Linked DNA regions of Homo sapiens: region 2 is linked to region 1. Evidence: read pairs that join two places in POLR2A ChIA-PET (ENCODE). Cell type or tissue: Panc1. All regions are shown on one strand. Links, peaks and the distances in the headings refer to the core of each region. The heading gives the core; the rest is flanking DNA.

What was found. Peaks named below come from ENCODE experiments on the same cell type or tissue, not always from the same donor. Only the 100,000 strongest peaks of a DNase experiment are listed, where the experiment ranks them.
Region 2: POLR2A ChIA-PET joins it to region 1 with 8 read pairs; 3 of 35 experiments call an interaction of 5 or more read pairs at or near these places.

Annotation. Positions count from the first base shown.
Region 1 is chr7:101,414,772-101,420,143 of GRCh38, reverse strand. COL26A1 (collagen type XXVI alpha 1 chain) reads right to left here. Exons shown (of 13, transcript NM_001278563.3): 2 at 45-167. Among named protein-coding and RNA genes, the nearest start is that of COL26A1, 55 kb to the right of the region's middle. In Panc1, for the core only: no CTCF peak of the experiment used is centred there; no DNase peak of the experiment used is centred there; H3K27ac peaks cover 588 bases.
Region 2 is chr7:101,274,977-101,280,348 of GRCh38, reverse strand. No RefSeq gene overlaps it. Among named protein-coding and RNA genes, the nearest start is that of LNCPRESS1, 22 kb to the left of the region's middle. In Panc1, for the core only: no CTCF peak of the experiment used is centred there; no DNase peak of the experiment used is centred there.

The DNA.
Region 1 (5,372 bases), core at 94-5,093:
GAATGGGAGGGAAGGGCAGAGCAGCCTAGCCCAGCGGCCTTTACCTTACGAGGTTGGCGCAGGGCCCCGGCCACCGGCAGCTCTGGTACACGCGCTGGACCACCGTCTCCGAGCCATTCTGCACCTGGCAGGACACCGTCCGTGTCACTGTGTGATGGCACCAGTGCCTGTGGAGAGAGCAACAGTCACATGAGCCCTGCCTGTTCCCAGAGCTGCCAACTTCGGGTCAGGGGGCCGTGCTGGACAGGGAGGGGCCCCCGCAAACCTGGGGTGGAGGCTCGCTCTCTTGGATGGGGGGCCCACTGAGACCCTCTGTCTCGGTCTGAGGGGAAGAGAGAACACTTGCAACCCTTGGCCACCAAGCCCTGGCATCATTCCCGTCACTGACCACTCAGTGTGGAATTGGTGAGAAAGACTCAGCCCTGCCCGTGGAAATCTCACCCTGGTGGGGAGAGGAGATGACACAGTCCATAGGAACAGCAGGTAACACGTTCCACCACGTGGTGAACACACAAGCTACAGGAACGGAGCAGGGCATCTCGCCCAGCAGGCCCTGAGGCCACCAGCTGAGTAGTGCAAGATAAGTTAGCCAACCGACCAACCGACCAACTGACCAATGTGTGGGGGCCGTGAGAGGGGACGAAGCCAGCAGGGGAAGCAGCGGTGTAACAGGCACAGAGCGGAGAGAGACCACGGCAAGTCTAGAGACTTGCCTGCAATGGGAAGTGGCCAGGCCAGGCACAGTGGCTCACACTTGTAATCCTAGCACTTTAGGAGGCTGAGGCAGGAGGATCTCTTGAGCCCAGGAGTTCAAGATCAGCCTGAGCCACATAGTGAGACCCTGCCTCTACAAAATAAAAATTAAAAAATTAGCCCAGGCGTGGTGGCACACACATGTAGTCCCAGCTACTCAGGAGGCTGGGGCAGGGGATGGCTTGAGCCCAGGATCATAGTGGCTATGATCATGCTACTTCACTACAGCCTGGGCAACAGAGTGAAACCCTGAAGAGAGGAGGAGAGGAAGGGAGAAGAGGGGAGGGGAGGGGAGGGGAGGGGAGGGGAGGGGAGGAGGAATGAGAGAGAAAGAGAGAGAGAAGGAGAGAGGGAGGGAGGGAGGAAGGGAAAGAGCCAGAGAGAGAGAGAGAGAGAAAGAAAGAAAGAGCCAGAAGGCTGAAGGAAGGGGAGGAGCCAGGAGAAAGGAAGAGACATGTGACCTGCCGGGCTAGGGAATAAATGCCTTCAGAGTACAAGAAGCAAGGGGCAGCAAGCTTGGGCAGTGGAGAGGAGGAAAGAGGAAGGGACGTACACAAACAATACGGGATCAGGTTAAGGTGCTCCCACCTCCTCCTCCCATCCCCATAGCCTAGAAATTGAAAATTAAAAAATAAGTCCCTGGCCGGGTGGTGGCTCAGCACTTTTGGGGTCCGAGGAGGATGGATCACTTGAGCCCAGGAGTTTGAGACCAGCCTGGGCAACATAGCGAGACCCCATCTCTACAAAAATATTTAAAAATTACCTGTGGTGGCACACGCCTATAGTCCTAGCCACTCAAGAGGCTGAGGCAGGAGTATCACTTGAGCCCAGGAGGTTGAGGCTACAGTAAGCTGTGATCATGCCACTGCACTCTAGCCTGGGTGACAGAGCGAGACCCTGTCTAAAAATAATAATAAAATAAAATAAGAAAAAAAGTCCTCAAGGGCATTGGAAAGAGAGAAGCAATGGGCCAGACATTTGGAGGGGTCCCTAAGAGACAGAAAGTAGATGGGCCCACATTGAAGGCAAAAATCACAGCCAGAAACACACAAAAGAGGACCGGGGCTGAAGCTAGGAGCCACATGGGGGCACAGATGCAGATGAGGAGGTAGAGAGGGACCCAAAGGTGACCATCAGAGAGATTGGTTAGGGGACCACCATAGAAAGAGCTGGACAGGTAGGACCCGGGTCCTTGTCCCTGCTGGTTTCAGGAATCAGGCATTGGAGGCTGAGTGCGGTGGCTCACACTCATAATCCCAGCATTTTGGGAGGCCAAGGTGGGAGAATCGCTTGAGCTTAGGAATTCTAGACTAGCCTGGGCAACATAGCAAGATCCTGTTTGTCTCTACAAAAAGTATATATATACGACTGGGCATGGTGACTCATGCCTGTAATCCCAGCACTTTGGGAGGTCAAAGTGGGCGGATCACCTGAGGTCAGGAGTTCGAGACCAGCCTGGCCAACATGGAGAAACCCTGTCTCTACTAAAAATGCAAAAACAAATAGCCAGGCTTGGTGGCACACACCTGTAGACCCAGCTACTTGGGAGGCTGAGACGGGAGAATCACTTGAACCCAGGAGGCAGAAGTTGCAGTGAGCCGAGATCGCACCACTGCACTCTAGCCTGGATGACAGAGTAAGACTCCATCTCAAGATATAAATATATTATAGATATAGATATCTATAGATATATCTCTATATCTATGTCTAGATATAGAGATATATCTCTATATCTATGTCTAGATATAGAGATATATCTCTATATCTATGTCTAGATATATAGATATACCTGTATCTATAGATATGTAGAGATACATAGATATGATAGTGCCACTGCACTTTGGCCTGGGTGACAGAGCGAGACCCTGTCTCTATTTAAAAAAAAAAAAAAAAGATATTAGGCATTGGATTCACCTGTCCTAAGGTAGGTATGGTCACAGGAGTGGGTGCTGGCTGACCTCAAAAACTGGTGACCTTTCAGTCTTGGGGGATGGAAAAAAGAAAAAAAAAAAAAAGCTTGTGACCTCCAGGAGAAACAGGGTCACTCTCAAAGTCAGACAGATAAATGAATTCTTACACACTCGTTTCCCATTCTTCATCCATACCTCCAGCCCACCAACAGACAAATTCTCAGGAAACAGAAACAAGCTAATGGAAAACCCCAGATACCAAGACTTTCAAATTATTTGAGGAAAAAAGGCCAGTATCATGGAAGAAAGGCACCAACTCAACAGGCAATAAATCACATCCCCTTAAAAAATAGTAAAGCAAATAGATGGAGATAATTTTTTAAAGCATAATTAATGTCCTCAAAGAAATAAGACAATGTATCACTCACTAAAAAATTCTGGCCAGGCATGGTGGCTCACACCCGTAATCCCAGCACTTTGGGAGGCTGAGGCGGGTGGATAGCTTGACCCCAGGAGTTTAGACCAGCCTGGGCAACATGGTGAAACACTGTATCTACAAAAATATACAAAAATTAGCCAGGCATGGTCCCTGACATGCCTGTGGTCCCAGCTACTCAGGAGGCTGAGGCAGGAGGATCGCTGGAGCACAGGAGTTTGAGACTGCAGTGAGCCATGATCGCACCGCTGCACTCCACACTGGGTGACAGAGCAAGACCCTGTGACATACACACACAAAAAAAATGAAATTAAAAAAATGCATTATCTTAGAAGTGAAATGTATGACTATGAAAAACAGAATGGAAACAGCTAAAGGGCAAACCGATGAGCTGCAAATCTAAGCTGTGACCTTTCCCAGTAGCCACTGCAAAAAGAAAAGGAGATGGAAAACAGGCAGAAACAGGCAACAAGGGACCTAGAGGAAGACCAAGGACCAACATCTATATAGTAGTAGCTCTGGAAGGCATGATCAAAAAAGAACAAAGAGAAGCATGTACTTGAAGAAATAACAAGAAAATTTACAAGAGCTGAAGAAAGACATGAGTTCAGGCTGGGTGTGGTAGCTCATGCCTGTAATCCCAGTACTTTGGGAGGCCGAGGTGGGTGGATCACTTGAGGTCAGGAGTGTAGTGGCATGATCATGGCTCACCACAGCCTCAACCTCCTGGGCTCATGCAATCCTCCCATCTCAGCCTCCCAGATAGCTGGGACCACAGGTGTGCGCCAACATGCTGGCTAACTTTTGCATTTTTGTAGAAACAGGGTCTAGCTATGTTGCCCAGGCTGGTCTCAAACTCCTGGGCTCAGGTGATCGTCCCACCTCGGCTTCCCAAAGGGCTGGGATTCCAGGCGTGTGCCACCATGCCCTGCTAAACTCAGGTTTAATAGACATGAAGAACAAGAAAAAAAAATTCCATATAGAGATTTAAATGTATAAGCAAATATTAGGTATAATCTTACATCAAAAAATTTCAAAAATCCTGACTACTGGACAATTTTCTAGGAAAATACATATTACCAGTACTAGCACACTCAAAAATACGTGAAAGGGGTTGGGTGCAGTGGCTCACGCCTATAATCCCAGCACTTTGGAAGGCTGAGGTGGGAGGATCACTTGAGCCCAGAAGTTCCAGACTAACCTGGGCAACACGGCAAGACCCCATCTCTATACAATAAAAAGTAAAAATTAGCCAGGCATGGTGGCACATGCCTGTGGTCCCAGCTACTCGGGAGGCTGAGGCAGGAGGATCGCTTGAGATCAGGGATCAAGGCTGGAGAGAGCTATGATCGCACCACTGCACTCCAGTCTGGATGACAGAGCCAGACCCTGTCTCAAAACAAAACAAAACAAAACAAAAACATGGAAGAAAAGGGAAAGTAGTGAAAAGTTGAGCCCTCTTCTCACAGGCACCAGGAAACCTAGTTTAAAACCAGGTTCTGCCACAAACCTGCTGTATGACTTAGGCAGAGTGATGTCCCTTCTCTGAGCCTCAGTTATATTTAAAATCTAACTTTTAAGGTTATGATGAGGCTGGGCACAGTGGCTCACGCCTGTAAACACAGCACTTTGAGAAACCAAGGCGGGTAGATCATCTGAAGTCAGGAGTTCGAGACCAGTCTGGCCAACATGGTGAAACCCAGTCTCTACTAAAAATACAAAAAATTAGCCGGGCATGGTGGAGGGCGCCTGTAATCCCAGCTACTGGGGAGGCTGTGGCAGAAGAGTCGCTTGAACCTGAGAGGCGGAGGTTGCAGTGAGCCAAGATCGCACCACGGCACTCCAGCCTGGGCGACAGAGAGAGAGACTCCGTCTCAAAAAAAAAAAGGGGGGGGGTTATGATCAGGACTAAATGAACACATCCCAGTCAGTAGTGTGTAAATCATGCAGCATTACCAAAATCAAGGCATCATTCTTAATCAACTGGTTACTTAAACCCTACAAAGGAATCTAACAGCTTAAAGACAGTCCTAGTTTGCAGATGGAAAAGAAAGTCTAAGAGGTTAAACTTCATTGCCCATAGCTACAGCTCAAACCACAGGCTGAGCTGCAAAGGGAGTCTAGTCTTCCTGACCCGAGGACTGGCGGGATCCCACCTACCCAGTACAAACTGTGAATTCCACCTCTGCCAATTAAAAAGGTCCTGAAACTGTGGGAGACTTCAGCAGCCTAGGCCCTTCCTTTGATTCTACTGGAAAGCCTCAGCTCCAGCT
Region 2 (5,372 bases), core at 281-5,280, 140 kb after region 1:
GCCGAAGCGGGTGGATCATGAGGGTCAGGAGTTTGAGACCAGCCTGGACAATATGGTGAAACCCGTCTCTACTAAAAATACAAAAATTAGCCAGGCTTGGTGGCACACACCTGTAAGCCAAGCTACTTGGGAGGCTGAGGCAGGAGAATCCTTCAACCCAGGAGGCGGAGGTTGCAGTGAGCCAAGATCACGCCACTGCACTCCAGCCTGGGTGACAGAGCAAGACTCCATCTCAGAAAAAAATAAAAATTAAAAATAAATAAATAAATAAGAGAAATGGGATTTGGAGTGAGGCCAACCCAGTCTCAGTACCGACTCTACCACTTACCAGCTGTACATGTGCCTTATTTTCTCCATTTGCAAAGTGCAGAAAACAGGACCAAGCTTGCAGGGTTGCTGTGAGACATCGCCTGCCAGCCTGACACGTGGTAGGCAGTCATTAGATCAGGGTCTTCCTCCCTCTTTCCCAGAGCCCCCACCTAAGCTCCCTCCCCTCTGGAACCTTGGGACACACACACACCTGTAATCTGAAATAGCAGCTGCTACTTCCCTGACCCTCCTCTGACCCCCAAGGTTGCCCTGTCCTCTATCCCCCCACAGAGTAGTGCCAGGCACAGAACAGATGCTCCAAAGATATGAAAAGAATGAAGGAATGAACGAAGCAGCCACCACCACAGTTTCTCATGGGGCGTGTTCCCCAGAGGCCACGAGCCTCTTTTTTTTTTTTTTTGAGACAGATTCTCACTCTGTCACCCAGGCTGGAGTGCAGTGGTGTGATCTCGGCTCACTGCAACCTCCGCCTCTGCCTCCTGGGTTCAAGTGATTCTCCTGCTTCAGCCTCCCAAGTATCTGGGACTACAGGCACACACCACCATGCATGGCTAATTTTTGTATTTTTAGTAGAGACGGGGTTTCAACATGTTGGCCAGGCTGGTCTGGAACACCTGGCCTCAGGTGATCTGCCCGCCTCAGCCTCCCAAAATGCTGGATTACAGGCGTGAGCCACGGCGCCTGGCCTGGGCCTGGATTCTTGTACATGGCATTAGGGCACCCCTGTGAGTTGCCCCAAGGATCACATGTGCACGACTGTGTCATCTGAGCAAACTCCCCCAAAGGGTGTCTGCATTCCCCACAGCCATTGCTGGTGCTAACAGGACAAGTTCCAAAAAAGAAAAGCTTTTAAAAATGTTTTATTGATTTATGTTTGATTTTTGGTAGAGATGGGGTCTTGCTATGTTGCCCAGGCTTGTCTTGAACTCCTGGCCTCAAGTGATTCCCCTGCCCCGCCGCACCTCAGCCTCCCAAAGTTCTGGGATTACAGGTGCGAGCCACAGTGCCCAGCCTGAAATCACTTTCTAAATTTGCCCTTTTCATCATGTTTTCCTCTTGTAACCGTTTTATGTCACGTGTACCCTGAGGCCCCCTGACAGCCCCCCTTGGGTCCCCTCTGCAGCCTCTTGTGTTATATGTGATCGGAGCACCCCCAGAGCTTCGTCATCCGTGACGAGCACCCGCCCTCTCTCCAGTGGGAATCATCAGCTGATGAATAAGGGCTGATTTCTTCTCAAATGATCACCACCCCCAATTCATTACATTCCAAAGACTGAGCTCAGAATGGCTTATCTGATGCTTGGTGCGGTTGTGCTTTTTTGGAACGCCGTTCATTGAGGACGCAGGTTCTCTCCCGTGTGATGCTCTTGGGCGCAAGCTGTGACGTGGGTTCCACGCTATTCTGTGCCACGTCCTCCCCTGTGATTTTCGCATCTCCGATAACTGCTTGCCTCCGTCTGAGGATTTTCCTCCGCTGGTGCCATTCATTGGGAGTCTCTCTAGTATGAATTATGAGATGAATGGAAATTTTCCCTCATTCATAATATTCAAAGCTTTCCTCTGCCCTGTGAATTCTTTGATATTCTTCCAGAATCCTGACCAAATATTTTGCCATGTGTATCGGGCCAGTAGAGTTTAGGCTTAGAGTCTGCAATTTCCCCAAAGTGGTAACTTTCTTTTTTTTTAAGAGATGGGGTCTTGCTCTGTTGCCCAGGCTGGAATGCAGTGGCATGATTATAATTCACTGCAGCCTTGACCTCCTGGGCTCAAGTGATCCTCCCATCTCAGCTTCCTGAGTAGCTGGGACTACAGGCACACATCACCATACCTGGCTAATTTTTTTTTTTTTTTGAGACGGAGTCTTGCTCTGTCTCCCAGGCTGGAGTGCAGTGGCATGAACTCGGCTCACTACAACCTCCACCTCCCGGGTTCAAGCGATTCTCCTCCTGCCTCAGCCTCCCAAGTAGCTGGGACTACAGGTGCGTACCACTATGCCCAGGTAATTTTTTGTATGTTTAGTAGAGATGGGGTTTCACCATGTTAGCCAGGATGGTCTCGATCTCCTGACCTCAAGATCCGCCCGCCTTGGCCTCCCAAAATGCTGGGATTACAGGTGTCAGCCACCGCGCCCGGCCCCATTGAGGAATTTTAAAATTCCATTTGCTGGAAGAACCAGCCCGTTTTCTGTCTGTTACATGGCTATCTTGAAATAGTCCTGCCTGGAATTGCTTGAACCTGGGAGATGGAGGTTGCAGTGAGCTGAGATCGTGCCACTGCACTCCAGCCTGGGTGATAGAGCGAGACTCCGTCTCAAAAAAAAAAAAAAAAGAAAGAAAGGAAAAAGAATAAGAAAGAAATAGTCCTACCTCCACAGTCCCTTCTTCAGCCTGTCAAAGCCAAAAAGTTTCCCAAGATCCTAAGTCTAGTAGGCAAGAAACACTTCCAATCCCTATTAAAGCCATGTTCATGAGGGAACTCAAGTTTTCTACCCACAGGCACTGGAATTTCTGCTGTGGGAACTGGGGGACGTTCTCGAGCCATGGAAGCCTTGAGGCCGTTCGGACTCAAGAATGTGATGATGCCCTCAGTTTCGTGAGTCTTGTATTCTGGTTTATTTCTGCTCCACTATGTCTGAGGCCTCCTGTTCTCGCAGCAGCTATTGGGGCTGAAATGTCCAAAGTGGCTTTTGCAGTCACGTGACTGGTGCCTCATGTTCTTCCACTTGGTCTCTCTTCCCGACAGAGCAGCCTTGTTGTCTAGTACAGTTATTGGGCTCTGAGAACCCTCTATGGATGCCCTAGGCCATTGCACCATCACCTGTGCTACCCCTGGCCCCTCCATGGAAACCGCTGCCCAGGCAGCTGTGTGACACCATGTGACCCTGCCTCTCTTCCACCCACCAAGTCCCCAAATATACAGTTCACTGGACCAGGATCCCATATAGGCTGGCCAATGATTTTTGAAGTCATCTGGCTCAAAAATTTAGGGAAGTCACCCAGGCCAGCCAATTCCCTTTTGGAAACTGGGGCGGAAAAAGCAGACAGTAGAATTAGTAAGCCACAAGATGTCCTGAGGGCAAGTAGGGCCTGGTCGGACCAGTGTGCTGGCCGAAATTACACTGGAGAAGAAACTTGGCCGTTGAAGCAAAACCAAAATCAGCTATACCATGGAGAAAATCCCCTCATTGTGGAGGGAAAATGAGCTTGGCTTTGGCAAGAGGATAAAGGAGGAGAGGGTGACAACAGAGTTGGGACTCCACAAAAGGCCGAGACAAGCCAACCCTGGGCTGCCTTCTGCCTGTGGGTGTCACTGCTGCCAGTTTGCCGCTCGTTCCCTTGGCTGTCAGTTGGCTTAAAAGTGGGCAGATGACTTAGCTGTGCTGGTGAAACATATGGGGATTCCCGGCCCATGCAGCATGCCGTCCCACTTGCCAGGAGAGGTGGCTCACGCCTGTAATCCCAGCACTTTGGGAGGCCGAGGTGGGCGGATCACCTGAGGCCGGGAGTTCGAGATCAGCCTGGCTAACATGGTGAAACCCCGTCTCTACTAAATATACAAAATTAGCAGGGCATGGTGGCACATGACTGTAATCCCAGCTACTCAGGAGGATGAGGCTGGAGAATCACTTGAACCTCGGAGGCGGAGGTGCAGTGAGCCGGGATGGCGCCACTGCACTCTAGCCTGAGTGACAGAGTAACACTCCGTCTCCAAAAAACAAAAACAAACAAAAAAACAACAAAAATTAGCTGGGCGCAGTGGCAGGTGCCTGTAATCCCAGCTACTTGGGTGGCTGAGGCAGGAGAATCACTTGAACCCGGGCAGCAGAGGTTGCAGTGAGCTGAGATCACGCCACTACATTCCAGCCTGGGCAATAGAGTGAGACTTTGTCTCAACAACAACAACAACAACAAAAGTATGGGGAGATGGCTGGGATCTGGACCATCTTGAGACCATGAGGCAACAAGACCAAGGGGAAAAGCCCACACACTAAGGATGGCAGAGCCTACGTCCTCTATGAGAGCGTTGAGCCACCATACCTATCCTGGACCCCCCACTTCCAGTCTCTGATCTGTAAGTCACGTGTCTTTATTTTCTAGGCAGATTTCTGCTATTGCAGCCTAAAGCATCCCTCACCCCTTCTCAGAAACCCGTGGCTCTTGCTATAACTCCCAGTGGAAAATCAACCTAAGTTTAGACATTAGAAATGGAATTATTGCTTATATGGAAGGAATAAGAATCAGGATTGGTCCTTGCCTACAGAGGAATCCCAGCTCTGAGTCCTAACCCCAAGGCCTAGGGGACACAGACAAGGAAAGAAAGAGATATCTGGGAAAGTTCCAGACATCTTCTTTTTTTTTTTTTTTTTTTTTTTTTTTTTTTTTGTCTCACTGTCGCCTAGGCTGGAGTGCAATGGCACAATCTTGGCTTACTGCAACCTCCGCCTCCCGGGTTCAAGTGATTCTCCTGCCTCAGTCTCCTGAGCAGCTGGAATTACAGGCATGCACCATCACACCCAGCTAATTTTTGTATTTTTAGTAGAGACGGAGTTTCACCATGTTGGTCAGGCTGGTCTTGAACTCCTAACCTCGTGATCCACCTGCCTCAGCCTCCCAAAATGCTGGGATTTCAGGCATCAGCCACCGTGCCCGGCCTCTTTCTGGCTTCTCTAAGCAGAGCGAGGAGCCAGAAATCTGCAAAACCTAACTCACCTCTATTAAGAACTCAATGGGAGAGTTACTGTAGGGAGAGGCAAGAATGTATTTTGGAAGACTTAGAATGCTGGTCCAAGGACAAGGAACGAGGCTGGTAGGAGAGAAGCAATCAGTTGATGAGGATTAGAGAAAGCTTTCTTCTGGTCCGACTTTCGCCAAACAACGCGTTGTGTGTGTGTGTGTGTGTGTGTGTGTGTGTGTGTGTGTGTGTTGCTTCAACACAAGACATATGCCTGATTCTTCCCTTATGAAATGAGAAGCTGAATGCAAGAGCTCTAGCCCGTCCTCTTTAAATCTCTGTTTTTGAAAATATAAAACAAAGATAAACTG